2 separate regions of the Homo sapiens genome follow, and region 2 is linked to region 1. The links are chromatin loops, found by intact Hi-C in ENCODE. Cell type or tissue: IMR-90. All regions are shown on one strand.

Region 1 (8,000 bases):
GTATGGACTTTCATCATGAATATTTTACTCCTCTAAACTACCTTGAATAGTTCTGCTAAATCATGTTCTTAAAATACTGGTTTTACGATAGCACCACTAAATTAAAAACTTTTTAAAGACTCTTCAGTAGCTAGCCTATAGAACTGATGAGCTGTCAGCAGCCACAGCTTGATCTGTGTCCTTTAAGGTTGTATTATACAGTCTTGTCTAAGGCCAGCACCCCACCTCCTAGCCAGAAGGCGGTCCCCTGCTCTTTCCGTCCACATAAACTCTACCAGTTTTTCAGAAAGCCCTGTTTTTCTGTAGTATCTTTTCTAACATCACCAATTCTTCTGTGCATTTGCAGTGGAGTTGGCTGACTTGTTAATTATACCTAGGAACACTGGTTGTACTTAGTTTCTAATGTGCCTCTCTTGGCTTTTCAATTTAAGTATATATATTGCACATGCAGGAATTGTGAAGAAATATTGTGTGTACCCCATAATGAAACCAGTGTCATGCACACAGTGGGTATGTAACAAATATCTATTCAATACATTTAATTGAAATCAACACACATTTACAAAGTTTCTATTAGAGTCTACTTACATGGACATACAGAAAAATAATTTGAAGCCCCTACACTTAAGGTTTTATAATTCATGGAAACACAACTTCATGGAGAAAAATATAAAAGAAAAAAATTGGTCATAGTTCTATAGATTTTTGGTTATCTGAAATCCACTTGGAGTATGCAAATTTCTCTCTGTAATGATTAGAAAATTATATAAGTTAAATTGATTATCTGTAGTAGACAGATCATTGGCCTTCTCGTATTGCACTTGCAATTTCAATACATTCCAATGGTGAGCACCTGTGACTCTCTGCCTGAAGGGTTTCTTTTTTTTTTGAGACTGAGTCTCACTCTGTTGACCACGGCTAGAGTGCGGTGGTGCAATCTCAGCTCACTGCAACCTCCACCTTCTGAGTTCAAGTGATTCTCCTGCCTCAGGCTCCCAAGTAGCTGGGACTGCAGGCATGCACCACCACACCCGATGAGATTTTGTATTTTTAGTAGAGACAGGGTTTCACCATGTTGGCCAGGCTGGTCTCAAACTCCTGACCTCAGGTGATGCACCCTCCTTGGCCTCCCAAAGTGCTGGGATTACAGGCATGAGCCACTGTGCCCAGCCTGCCTGAAGGGTTTCTTAGGTCCCCCAGAACCTATTAGGGCAGGAGTGTGCACTCCAGAAAGGTCAGGAAGTTAACTTTCCAGGAAGCCAACCTCGACCAATGAGCATCAGGAGTCAGTGTTTAAATATCCCCCAGTTTTGGCTCCCTGGGAGGAACAACTGTTCTACTTTTCTTAAAGATCCCAGCAGGATATAATCCCAGTTGTCCTTAGTACTAGCCCCTTCCAAATCCTTCCTTCTTCTCTCGTCTACTTTCTCACTCTGTTTCCAATTCAGGGGGTCACTTCCCGTGGAACTTACAAGCATCCAAAAACTCATCTTAGGTTGTGCTTCTAGGGAAGCCCCACCAGAGACATTGTGTACATCACAGAGTGGGGCCAATTTAATAGAGCCGGCAGTTAGAGATGGTGTTCCATATGAGTGCCTTCATGTTTTCTGAACCTGGCCCTTATCCAAAAACTACAGTATTTTTTTTTTCTTCTGAGGGTATATTGAAATGTACAAGAACTTGGTCTCTGTGGTCAGAATAGCATTTGCTGAAATCCTGGTTCTACCTTGTACCTTAGGTAACTTTGTTAAACTCCTTTAAGATCAAGTATCCTCATAGGTAGAAGAGGAATAATGATGATCTCTACCATACAGGGTTGCAATGAGGATTAAATAAAAATATGCATATGAATAATTTAGCATGGTGCTGGGCACAGGAACAATAAATGTTAATTGCTAGTTTTATCAAAGAATTTAAAGCATCCTGAAGCACCTTTCATCTTGAAAGCATAGAATGCTTCAGAATGCGGTGATTTTTATACTAAGAAATTCAACTTCAGATTGATGCCTTAGAACATAAATTGTTGGAAGCCCATATATACTCAGAGCAGTATATTCTTCAAAAGCTTGTCTGTGACCGATTATTTGAAGGTGATGGTTGAATCTGATGGCAGCAGAGTGCTGGGGGCTGAATGTGGGTTCCACAAATATAATCCTGAGCAATTTCTGAAAGCCCTACAATGAATCATTGTTAAGATTCCCAATTTAATAAAATAATTCTGTGAGTGTATTGCACAGAATAAATATTTAGACAATCAATCATTGGCACTTTGAGATTCAAATACTTTATATTACAATTGAGGTTACAAAATATGTTTAAGGAAATATTAGAGATTGTTTACTTCAGATAAATATTTTCCACAGAGACATAAATTGGCTGGAGATTTTTCATGGAAAAACAGATTCCATTTATTTTTCTCTTAGTGATATGAACTTTTGTTCCTTTTTCTGTTATTATTTCTGGGTGGGTACAGAGCTCATGATTTATGTGAGAAGCTATTGGAATATCACACAAGAAATTGTTGGAAAATATTTTAGTCTAAAAGTTGTTGTAACAACATTCCGAAACAAGAAAGATTTTAGTATAATTGAGAGATTTTTCTTTTGTTTTCATTAGATAGCTTAATGAAATACTTCATTGGTTTCATGGAAATCAGAGATGCCAAGGTCTCTCCCACATCTTCTGTGTAATCTTCCTTCCAACACTGAATATTTCATCAAGTTTTCCTTCAATTTTTAGTTCATGCTATCAAAACACCTCCTTTCTCCTTTAACTTCATTCTATAATTCAGATTGTGCTGCAAATATTATTGCTTTCAAATGAATCTCTAGGCTGGGCATGGTAGCTCACACCTGTAATCCCACCACTTTGGGAGGCCGAGGTGGGCAGATCACCTGAGGTCAGGAGTTCAAGACCAGCCTGGCCAACATGATGAAACCCCGTCTCTACTAAAAATACAAAAATCAGCTGGGCATGGTGGTGCACACTTGTAATCCCAGCTACTCAGTAGGCTGAGGCAGGGGAATTGCTTGAACCTGGGAGACAGAGGTTGCAGTGGGCCAAAATCGCTCCCCTGCACTCCAGCCTGGGTGACAGAGTAAGACTGCATCTCAAAAAAGAAAAAGAAAAAGAAAAAAAAAAGCCTCTATATATTAATAAATATTTTTAATGTTTGCTTTTCTCCCAGTATAAAGAAAGTTAAGTGTTGAAATAGAGAATTAAATAGGCAGATAAACAAAGATATGATTAAACTATTTCTTCCATAGTCAAATATTGGGAGGGGTCAAAATATTTTAAGATATTCCCTAACTATAAGTAAATAAAACATAGATATGTGACAAATGCATGCTGAGGACAAAGAGGTACAGACCCAAGAAGAGAACATGCCACCAGCGACCTCATTGGCAGTCATTAGGCGCAGACCTCTCTGTTACCCGTATTTTTTTTCTGGCTGCTCTAGGTGTCTGCCTGTTTCTGTTGTGCTTCTATGATCTGTTTCTTACAGCTGGGTCTCTCTCATCTATTGACTTTGCAGTGAAAAGACTTGGGTCCCAACAATAAGAAGAGTTAAGTGTTTTAGGTGATGGATATCCCAATTACCCTGATTTGATCATTGTATATTGTATGCATGTATCAAAATGTCACAGACCCCTGAGATATTTACAACTATCATGTATCAATTAACAAATTTTTAAAAATTAAATAAAAAAAAAGACAAGACAGATTCAAATCAAGGCTCTGGCACTTAACTATTTGTGTGACCTTCACATGCTAATTAAACTCATAGAGCACCAGTATGTAATTCTGTTAAAAATGAGGCTAGTAATCTACTCACAAAGTTCTGGTGAGAAGTAAATGTAATGATGTAACAGAGTCTAACATGACACCTGGGAGAAACTCAAGAAATATTAGATGCATTCTCCCTCTTGCCCACTGTGGAGCACGATGTGGCAATATAACCTTTAATTATATTCTCCCTGAAGATAGCTGTTTTGTAATTTTATTGTTTCCCTGATAGTAACTAAGAGACATTTGAGACTAAATGCCTCCACTTTCTGTTCCTTATCCTATGGACCACCTTCCTTCATCCTATGGCCGACCTTCATCCAATCACCCTTGCTTTTGGGAAGAAACAAGTCAAACAGTAAGTTTTCCAGGATTACACAAACATATAGTAAAATAATGTGAGTATGTGGAAAAATAGACTTAGAACTTGGAGTCTAAAATTCAAGAACAAGATCATGAATTCTCTAAGCCTTAGTCTTCTTGTCTTTAAATGGAAACAATGCTTTTCCTATCTTCCTCCAAAAGTATTTTAGTATCAAATTAAATCCTTTGATATGAACATATTTTAATGTATTTCAAACAATGTACACACACAAGTTTATGAAATTTACATTCAAAGCAAACCACACAAGTTAGCCAATGAAGATTTCACACTAGGACAACCATGAAAATATGCAGAATACAGGGGCTCCCGCTCCCCTATATCACACAAATTTCTGACTCCTGAAGGCCCTAACGTGGAACAAGGTAGGCAAGAAGCAAAAAGCAGGGGATTATTTCAAACAAAAGGACGAGTGTTAATGGAACTGAGAGTGGAGACTCAACTCCAGCAGTGAAAATATGAAAAAAAAGATGGATTTTGTGGCCACTGGAATCTCTTAGCAGGCAGAGACTAACAATATCTCAAGGATATGTAAGCTGAAAGCAGTACATATTAAAATCCAAAGTGATTTGTTTGCACTGACTCATTAAATCCATCATCAACTAGCTGATGACTCAAAAATCCCACTCACAACTTCTCATCTTTGTCCATTAGTAGGTGTGGCTGCAGCAAGCACTCAGTAGCACAGACAGTGCTGGTAGTGTTGACGTCTTGATGGGATGGAAGTTTTCTGTTGATTCTCAGCCATGTCTTTATTTTTATAGCAGCCATCTGGACGCCAACAGTGCTAATATACTGCAAATCCTCTTCTTTTCATCCATGCCATTAAAGAGAGAAAACACAACATACGCACACCACACATATCCTTTCCTTTGAGTAGTTCTATGTAGGCGTGGTGAGAAATGCCTACAGGCAGGTACCAGAAGTGAAAAATCATCCTCTATGAGAATTTCTATTTCAAGGTAGAGTGCGGGACAACCAGGTCTAATGTGCTTGGACAGTGCCAGAACCGGCAAGTCAGAGAGAATGGAGCTTTGCTGAGGCATAGAGTATGAGGGAGAAATAATTTTTCAGCTGTGGAGGGTCAGAAGGCAGCCCAAGCGCACAAAGTGCACAGCGGTACTGCCAGTTATACAGTTTAAAACACTCTTTAAAGGTTCCACTCTTTTTCTGTTATCAAGGAAAATAAGATATGGGGGAGGGGGTTAGCGGCTGGCAATTAGACAGAGGAAGGAGAAGCTGGATATTTGCTTTGAAAGTGATGACTTTTTAGGTGAAGAAAATTTCATCATTTTGGTACATATTTGATTTCTTTAAACCAGCCTTAATCAATCAGTAAAGACATGGCATCCTTTCTAAGCTTCCCCTGCAATCAGGAATAAAATATTACAAATTCATTATTATCACAATAAAATTTAAAAATTGGAAGTCACATACAAACCTGAATGACAGAAAAGCTATTTGATGTATTTTAACAGCGAGATAATGCATTTACAAAGCAACATATTTTCCTATGTTGAGTTCCTTCAAAATTAAATTTATGGACCAGTCATACATTCCAAAAGTGGAAGGTCACTGTGATGTCTAAGTGTATCATATGACTTCAGGGGTTCAGACATGGCAATTCTTTCTCCTGATGCATTAATTGTATAATTGGAGAGGGTAAGTATTAAATATCAAAAATCAGTATATTTATCTTAATTTTGGATATATTTTGAATTATTTACTGACAATTATAGTTTCAAGTAGAAAAGCATAGAAGTGTTTGTTAATGATTCTGGAACACAAAGCCAAGACAACTTCGTATAGTTACCAAAAGGGACAGCAGTTTGGCATATGTCAGCTTCTGGCTCCAACTGGTCTAAGTGGAAAACACACACACACACACACACACACACACACACTGCCTGCAAAGAAAGTAGTGATCCTGGTCCTGCTATGAGCTGAACATTGAATTTTATGCAAATCAGCTCAGTTTCCTTGTCTGGAAACTTGCAATTTACTATCCCCATATCTATTCTACCTACCTCAAACAACAGATATGAAAAGAAGTTACAAACTTATATAGAAGTGGACTGAAAAATAAAGCAAGTTCTACTAGAGAACAGCTACAGAAGGTTCTATTATGATTATTTATTTGGTTTAATGACTCACAGGAATCGTGCTCACCATGGCTTCATGGCAGAGCTGTAACATTTTTCCTGGTCCTGAGCCCACTTTGACTTGGATGCTCTGCAGTCTGGGTTTTTATGGCAGAGACGTTCTGACTCTAGGTGAAGTGAGATGTGAATTTGGATATTTTTTGCAGTTTTCCACAGAAGAGAATTGACCTTTTCAAAACATCAGCCCAGTTCTTTAAAAAGTGGATGCTATTTCTTCTATTATGGGATTCAATCACTTTCCCAGGCAATGAAATAATTGTAGCATGGCATTTTATCAGGAGATGGAGCTAGCTCTCTTGATTTTTCTCAAACAAGTGACAAAAGGTTTTGTAAAAGGTCAGATCACTTTGTGAGACACTCAGTCAAAGAAATAAGAACAAATCTAGGCCACTTTGGGTCGATGAGAGGCCTGATAATTTTTGGAGCACAGAGAAAAAGAAAAATAACCAATCCAACAAAATGGAGCAACATGGAATGTGGTGAAAATAAGGATGATTTTTCCTGCATGTACCCTCTTTATCCCTGTGGGCAATGTCCCTTCTGTATGGCTCAGCTTTCCATTATGGGTGACCATTTGGACAGTGAGCAATATCTCTGTATCACATGGGCTAACAAGCTGAAGTAACAGAATATTCTAGAAGCCTCGGCAGGAGTTGTATGGTAGACTGAGGGAGATCGAGACATAATGATGATATCATCCAGACCCTCTTCCTCCCTTGTTGAGCTTCATGGTGTTCTTCCTGGACTCCATTCCCCACTTAAAAATTCACTATTGGAAAGATATGAGATGAGTGACAAACGGCTGTAAGTACACAGGACAGCCCAGATGGCAGGTAGGAGAGTGGGGGCTCTGACATAAGAACTAAATGCATCTTACATGTGTGGAGGGAGTGCTGTGTATAACTGGGAACTCCCCTCCCCAGGGACCTGAGACAGTAGAGCAAAGAAGAATACTAGCATTCTCCTGTTTAGGGCCTGCTTTGTCCATTAGAAGGAGAAAGAATAATTCATTCTAACAAGTATTTCAGGCTTTCAGAACATGCTCTTTTAGAATTTGTTTAAATAATCAGTTTCATAGGTCTTTGAAAGTCATACAGAGCAAATAAAATAATTCTGCCTACTGTTCTCTCAGCTTTCCATGTGGGTTTTTGCTATGAGTTGTTACCTAATAACAAAATCTGTAGGATTTTGCTAAACAGACACATTATTCCACTACCAATGAAATTAATAAGAGTTTGAAACACATGCTTACGATACCATTATTGTTATTAATTCCCTAATAGACTGATCGATCACTTTCGATTAGGTGATTTTTTTATTGTTGTCTGTATTGTTCTTTTTATCGCCGACACCTACCAATGTACCTGATATGGCAATAGAAACTAAATAGATGTTTGTTGATAAATGAATAAACCCTTAACTATGTGTGAGACAATATAACAGGTGCCCATATAGAGGACGTGCACTTATATCTTTATATTCAGTGTCTTTATCTAGGAAATGAGAATGTTTGGACCTATTGTAGCTACCACACAGAGTTGGTCTAAAAACCAAACTCTAAATCTAAAAGGAAGTTCATTGAAAAATTAAAAGTGTTCTAAAATAAAATATGTCATTGTCCAGCAATTACATGACCATATTATGAATCATAGTGATGTCCCCCAAAACCT
Region 2 (8,000 bases), 150 kb after region 1:
TCACATTTTCTTCCTGAAGAGTAAAAAAAGAGCCCCATGGGGGCATAGTTGGTCAGAATGAAGACTTTGGGCTTTAAAATAAGAAATGCAAAGAAGCCAATCTCAGCCTCACGACATGTTAGCCATGAAGCTTTGGGGATGTTACTTTACCCCTGTGAGCCTGAAGTTATTTACTGCTGCTTGTAATTTGTTTTTAAATGGAAATAAAAAGTCTTTCTTTGCTGAAATATAGAGGCAATGTTAAAAAACTGGACAAACATAATGGTAAACAAAGTCAAAAAACAAAAATAGTTTTATTATACAGGGCTCAGTCCTTTGATTCCTTTTCTATTTCTATATATTTCTCATGAGCTATATTTCATTTTCAAGGCTTTCACTGAGAAAATCCATGTACTAATGATGCCTGGATTTGTACCCCCAGTCCAGACCTCTTCCCTCATCTCCAGTGTCCTGACAATATCTCCACTTGTATGTCTAATAGATATGTGAGATTTAACATGCACCAAACTAAATGCCTTATCTTCTCCCCTGTAAAATCTGACTTTCTCACTGTCTTACTCATCTATTATAGGCAATTCTGAATTTTAGTTGCTTGGCATAAGTACTTTGGTATCGTTTTGACTTCTTTTTCTTTCATGGCCCTTATCCTATTTGTGAATACATCCTGACATCTCAACCTACAAGATATATCAAGGGCCTCACCAATCCTCATCCACGCCTCCACTCCACACTGATAGAAGCCAGCATCACCTCTGTCTGGAATGATTGCAATGCCTCATAGTTAGTGCTCCTGCTTCCTCCCTTTCCCCATGGTGTATATAACATGGCAGCCGAATGATTGAGTAATATGCTAACCAGATATTTCACTTATGGACTTACAGCCCTCCAATGACTGATTTTCTCACTCAGAACTCAAGTCAAAGTCCTTGCGTGGCCTATGGGGCCCTGCCACACTAGGATCTTCACCTCTCTGGACTCACCTCCTGCACTTGCTCTCACTTGCTCCACACCCACACAGGTGACCTCCTTCCTGAACCTTGTCTATGCTGTGCGTGCCTGCACATTCCAGGCTTCAAGCTGCTGCCCTTACTGTTCACTCTGGCTGCCAGCTCTCCCCCAGGAAATCTACATGGCTCCCCTTCACCTCCCTTAAGCATTTGTTACAATGCCACCTTTCACTGAGGCCTTCTGAGACTAATAAATACCCATATATAAGTACAAGCAATAACACACCCTCATTCACTTGCCAGTCTGACAAAGTTTTAGGAATTTCATTATGCCAAGGACCTATGAAAAGATATTAACTCATTAAATGTTGTTGGGAGTAAAAATGGGGACAACTTCTTTGGAAGGGAGACTCACAGATGTACAAAGATGTGTCCATCACAGTGGTCAGTGCAGCACTTTTTGAAATGACAAGAAAACTTGAAACAATCTAAAATTCCATCAATAGAGAACTGGTTAAATAATTATAGCTTGTTGAGTTAGTAGAAAATTGTGGTGCATATGTTAAGAACAAGATAGATATAGATAGATATAGGTATAGATATATACTGACATAGAAATACCTTAGAGATATATTAAGTAGGAAAAAAGCAAGCTGCTGAACATACTTAGTAAGGTAGGAGCTCATTGGTGGCATGAGTAATGTGTATGCATTGATATGGAGTAGGTGGATTCTTATCTAGGCACATAGAGTTTCTGGCATGACAGTGTTGACTTCTAGGAAAGGAAACTGACAGTTCAGGCTTTTAATTTGCATTTTATTTTCATTTTCACTCTTCTAATATATGTAACATACATGTATATTGCTTTTATTAATACATTTATTAATACTTTTTTAAATGAAGTTGGGCTTGCTCTGGGTTTTAATTGGGCTTTCTTGCTAGATATGTGACTTATGGAAAATAAGTTAAATTTAACTATGCTTCCAATTTTTGCATCAATAACATTAAGTAAATTATAACATTGAACTTATAGGATTGTTGCGAATATTAAATAAAAAGATATATGTAGAAAGTTTAGCAAGGCATTTAGTAAGCACACAATTATAGAAACTAATACATGATTTGTGGCTGGGCGTGGTGGCTCACGCTTGTAATCCCAGCACTTTGGGAGGCCAAGGCTGGAGGATCACGAGGTCAGGAGATCGAGACCACGGTGAAACCCCGTCTCTACTAAAAATACAAAAAATTAGCCGGGCGTGGTGGCAGGCGTTTGTGGTCCCAGCTACTCGGGAGGCTGAGGCAGGAGAATGGCGTGAACCCGGGAGGCGGAGCTTGCAGTGAGCCGAGATCGTACCACTGCACTCCAGCCTGGGCGACAGAGCTAGACTCCGTCTCAAAAAAAAAAAAAAAAAGAAGCTAATACATGGTTTTTACCATAGGTAGTAGTATCATGAAAATGAGAGAATTATGCAAAGCACTCTTCACAATGCCTCGAATAAAGTAGCTTGTTACTAAAAAGCTGCAATTTAATATAATATTAATCAATTAATATCAATAGTAATGGAGGAAAAGACTCACTAGTTTTATGTTACTCCCATTAACGTGGCTAGTAAATTACAGCATCAGAGTAAAAATCGGGGTGTGATTCATTTATCATGATTAATTCAATATCTATGTCCTGAGCGCCTAAGACCTCAGTTCTTCTATTAAAACATACTTGCATCCAAGGGACAAGAAGAATATACAGCACTGTAAAATAAGACAAGTAGCAAGCAATTGTTAAATACAAAATAAACGCAACTAAGAACAAGTGGCCCAGGAGTTTCAGGAAAAGAAATGTCAAGCATGCCCAAGCAGAAATAAGAATACAATAAAGTCTTTAAAAATATGCCTGGCAAGTAAGTGCAAGTCTGCATATTAGAGAGGGTTCCCAGCATGCCAAGGGTGAGATCGCTGCCCAAGCTGCCTCCAGTAACATGATGAAAATCCCCAGAAGCAAAGTATCCAGGAGCCAGGACCTAGGCCAGATTCCTGTCAACTGGCTTATGTTACATGTTGGTGAGTCTCCAGTGATTTCAGAATAGTCAGGCAAACTATCCAGGAATAAATTACTTCAACCCAATAATACAATATTTCTATTATCTATCTATCTATCTATCTATCTATCTATCTATCCACCTACCTACCTACTTACTTTTAGAAACAGGGTCCCACTGTTGCCCCTGCTGGAATGCAGTGGTGTTATCATGGCTAACTGCAGCCTCAACTTCCTGGGCTCAAGTGATCCTCCCGCCTTAGCCTCCTAAGCTGCTAGGATTACAGGCATGCACCACCATGTTCAGCTAATCTTTTAAATTTTTAGTAGAGACAAGGTCTTGCTATGCTGCTTAGGCTAAGCTAGTCTCCTGGCCTCAAGGTATCCTCCCACCTCTGCTTCCCAAAGCACTAGGATCACAGCCGTGAGCCACTGCACCCAATCTCAATATGACTTTTAAAAACTAACATCCGAATCCGGGCCGAGCGCGGTGGCTCACGCCTGTAATCCCAGCACTTTGGGAGGCCGAGGCGGGCAGATCATGAGGTCTAGGAGTCTGAGACGATCCTGGCCAATGTGGTGACACCCCATCTCTACTAAAAATACAAAAATTAGCCGGGTGTGCTGGCTTGTGTCTGTAGTCCCAGCTACTCGGGGGGCTGAGGCAGAAGAATCGCTTGAATCCAGGAGGCGGAGGTTGCAGTGAGCCGAGATCGCGCCACTGCACTCTAGCCTAGGTGGCAGAGCGAGACTCTGTCACTAACGCCCACCTCAATGAACTGCTATATGGTTGCATTATTGACTCTTTATGTGGGTGTTTCCCACACTCACTGTGGACACCTTAAAGATAGGGGTGGGGTTTTATTCTCTAAGTTGTCACAGAACCTAAACAGAGCCTAGCCGTTCCTGGTATACAGTCCATACAAAATGGAGGTTTAATTGACGAATAAACTAATGAATTAGGGACGAGATCTGTCAAGATGGTAAAAGAAAAATAGAAAAGCATATGTTGAAGTTATATTTGTTAACTAACATGAAGAAATAAAGAGTTCATAGTAGGGAAAAAATGGATGCCTCAAGGAGCGATTGAAGAGCTTTTTATGGGCAGTGAAGGAAGCCAAGGGTCTGCATCTGTGATAGACATGCCTTCTCCAAGTAATTTAACATAAAAAATTAAAGCAATGTTTGTAGGATGTGCATTTTCTCTTCATGTAAGAAGGCTTACTGTAAACGTTTATCATCTCTTTGCCTGGTCCATGATTCCTGCAAAATAAGAAACAAACGGGAGAATGTCTCCTCTGAGACTAACAAGAAAAGTCTGACTCTATCCAATCGGTCTAAAGATACACCACCCACAGCAGCAGCTCCCATAGGACAGGGTTATACCAGCAGGGCTGTCATTGTGTGGGAGCAGGGCAGAGAACACTCACAACAGAACTGCAATACGCATCTAAATGGAATGCTGTGGGAATTTATCAGCAATTTCTCCAATTAGAGCTGGAGCCTTGGAGCTTAGCTCTGAATCCCCCCGCCGGGGAGCAGTATCAGTACTAGCTAAATGAATGATAGAGTTGTCCTAAACACTCCTGACATGCAGAGTTTAAGACATGTTCAGACTTTAACCCAAGGCAGCTGATTTGGAATAAGAAAACTGTTTGATTGTTACCACAAAGAGCGGCACACACTACTGTACCAGCTGCCCAGAGCAGACAGCAATGTTCCTGATTGTTACCGACCTCAAGTTATTACAACTTGTGTATCGAATATAAAGTGATGCAATGATTAAACTAACATATATGATACCATTCCTATAGTTCTTAGCCTCTCTACTATGAACACATGAGGTATATATCCACATATATTCCCAGATGGTCTCCTGTAGTTCAATATAAGAAATTCTAAGCTATATTAATCTTCCAAGGGAACTCTTTTAGACCATTTGGAATTGATATTCACTTCTGTATCTGAAAAAGCATATAGATTCATCAAATATTCATGATCATGAAAAGCTTCATACAGTATATGTGGGATTAGATATTGAAATAGTCAAATCCCAAGGGCTTATGGTATTAACATTTTCATTTAAGGGGAAATATGATATTAAACTATAAGTAAATTAGAGATTTGCCATGCTTCTTTTCAGAATGAGATAGCACTATCTTTCATCAAAAGGGCCTTATTCTGAGAGGATATTTATGAAAGAGAAAATATTTAAAATACTCTAGTATGCAGAATTTTCATTAGAAAGATTAAATTTAGGCCATGGGGAAAAGAGACTGAAAAATTTAACCACCTAAAAATCCAAAATAAGTGCACAGGTAAAATAAGATAAAACAAAATGCAAAACATGAAACTGCCAAAAAAACTCCACATGAAACAACAACAAAAAAAACACTATTAGTAAATAAAAAGAGGGACAACAAAATGTTTTTAAAAAATAAAAACTCCTGTCATAAAGGACTAATGTCTAAAAAGCTCTAATGTATGACAAGCTCTAAAAATTTGGAAGAAGGAGGAACCCTATGCAACAATAAGCAAAGATCAGGATAAATAATTTTCCAGAAAAAGAGCCAACATTTGAAACATGTAAAAAATATGCTTAATCTTTTTTATAAGTTTAACTAAACTTATCAAAACTAAACTATGATGAAAAACTAAAACTAATAGTTTAAAACTAACACTATAATTTTTTCATCTATCAATAATTTAAATGTTTGATAAAACAGAAAACTAGGGAGGGAGAGCATTGGGATAAATCACTAATGCTTGCTGGGTTTAATAGGTATGCAATAGTTTGATAAGTGCAGCAAACCACAATGGCACATGTTTACCTGTGTAACAAATCTGCACATCCTGTACACGTATCCCAGAACTTAAACAAACAAACACACAAACAAAAAAACAGAACACCAGTATAAAGAAGGAAAACATGCTTTTATTTCTGGTGGTATTACAAAATGTTAAGATCAGTAAAAGGATAACATTTTTCAAAATTATTAATGGATTTAGTCTTTCACCCAGCAATACCACTTCTGGGAATTTATCATAAATGCATAATTTCAAATATACAAATTAACATTTGCACGAGGTTATCATGGAAGAATTGGGTGTACAAAATATTGTAAAGGAATTGTCTTTCTTTATATGACTACATAAACTACAGTCTTTCCACACACAGAAATATATGCAGTCATAGAGATAACTGAAGTTCTCCATATACCTACAGGGAAAGATCTATAGGAGCTGCAAGGTGCCTAAGTCAAGACGGTAAGCTATCATTTATGTAAAACAGGTAGAAAATAAGAACACATGTTCATGTGTACTTATAACTGCAAAAAGAAAAGTGAAAATATGGACACAAAACTAACAAGGGAAATTTCTTATATGGCAAGAGGTATAATAGGATAGACAGATATAAGAATGAAAGCAGGAGTTTTGGCTGGGTGCGGTGGCTCATGCCTGTAATCCTAGCACTTTGGGAGGCCGAGGCGGGCAGATCACGAGGTCAGGAGATCGAGACCATCCTGGCTAACAAGGTGAAACCCCGTCTCTACTAAAAATACAAAAAAAAAAAAAAAAAATTAGCTGGGCATGGTGGCAGCGCCCTGTAGTTCCAGCTACTCGGGAGGCTGAGGCAGGAGAATGGCGTGAACCCGGAAGGCAGAGCTTGCAGTGAGCCGAGATCGGGCCACTGCACTCCAGCCTGGGCGACAGAGCGAGACTCCGTCTCAAAAACAAACAAACAAACAAACAAACAAAGAGTGAAAGCAGGAGTTTAAAAAACTCCCTTCTACACTTTGGGAGGCTGAGGCGGGCGGATTACCTGAGGTCGGGAGTTTGAGAACAGTCTGACCAACATGGAGAAACCCCGTTTCTACTAAAAATACAAAATTAGCTGGGTGTGGTGGCACATGCCGGTAATCCCAGCTACTCGGGAGGCTGAGGCAGGAGAATCTCTTGAACCTGGGAGGCAGAGGTTGCAGTGACCCGAGATTGTGCCATTGCACTCCAGCCTGGGCAACAAGAGAGAAACTCCATCTCAAAAACAAACAAACAAACAAACAAACAAAAAACAAACAAAAGCAAACCCTTCTATATAGTTTTCTTTGGGTAACAAATATTTCATAAAAATGAAATATTACCTATTCAAAAATAAAATTAGGCTAGGCATGGTAGCTCACACCTGTAACCCCAGTGATTTGGGAAGCCAAGGTGGGAGGATTGTTTGAGGCTAGGAGTTCAAGTCCAGCTTGGGTAACATAACATTCATCTCTACTAAAAACAAACAAACAAAAAAACCCCACAAAAAACTACAACAACAACAAAAAAACTGGGCACGGTGGTGCATGCCTGTAGTCTCAGCTACTCAAGAGGCTGAGGAGGGAGGATCGCTTGAGGCCAGGAAGTAGAGGACACACTGAGCCATGATCACACCACTGCACTCCAGCCTGGGCACAGAGCAAGATCCTTTAAATAAATAAATAAATAAATAAATAAATTTATCTAAAAAAGCAACAGTCTAATGCACAATTCAAAGGAAAAACAAGAGCACCTACTTGACATGGATTAGTTCTACAAGTCAGGTTTTCTCCAAATCAAACTTTTTCATTATAGTATTTGCCAGTGTATTTTCCTGCTGGACATCACATTATTCCATTTGGTAGAATGATAGATGAGAGAGAGAGAGAGAGAGAAAAGAGAATGAGAATACCAGATTGATTCTTCTTTTTAAATTTATAAATATCATGAGGCCAACAGGTATCATATTATTTTATAAATATTCCTTTTATTATTCCAAATTAAACCACATATACAGCACACATTATTTCTAGTGGGAAAATGTTATGAGTATCTTACTAATGTATCTTTCGCTGGTACGATAGTGGCTTTTCTACTTAGTACTTTAGAGAATTTAAAAAGTATTATCAGTAATGTGCATTAATTTTATAGTTAGAAAAAGTCAATAACAGTTGCTGTCAACATTTTATTTCATTGCCAACCAACCTGATTCAAAGGAA

The links. A loop is a pair of places that touch in the nucleus more often than their neighbours do. Peaks named below come from ENCODE experiments on the same cell type or tissue, not always from the same donor. Only the 100,000 strongest peaks of a DNase experiment are listed, where the experiment ranks them.
Region 2: a loop joins it to region 1, with 1.8 times the contacts of the local background. A loop is called at or near these places in 3 of 110 quality-filtered maps.

The regions. Positions count from the first base shown.
Region 1 is chr10:36,491,387-36,499,386 of GRCh38, reverse strand. No RefSeq gene overlaps it. Among named protein-coding and RNA genes, the nearest start is that of LINC02630, 600 kb to the right of the region's middle. RefSeq lists an enhancer at 4,313-5,512. In IMR-90, no CTCF peak of the experiment used is centred here; DNase peaks (open chromatin) are centred at 4,786, 5,736 and 6,336; H3K27ac peaks cover 374 bases.
Region 2 is chr10:36,346,296-36,354,295 of GRCh38, reverse strand. No RefSeq gene overlaps it. Among named protein-coding and RNA genes, the nearest start is that of LINC02630, 450 kb to the right of the region's middle. In IMR-90, no CTCF peak of the experiment used is centred here; a DNase peak (open chromatin) is centred at 4,395.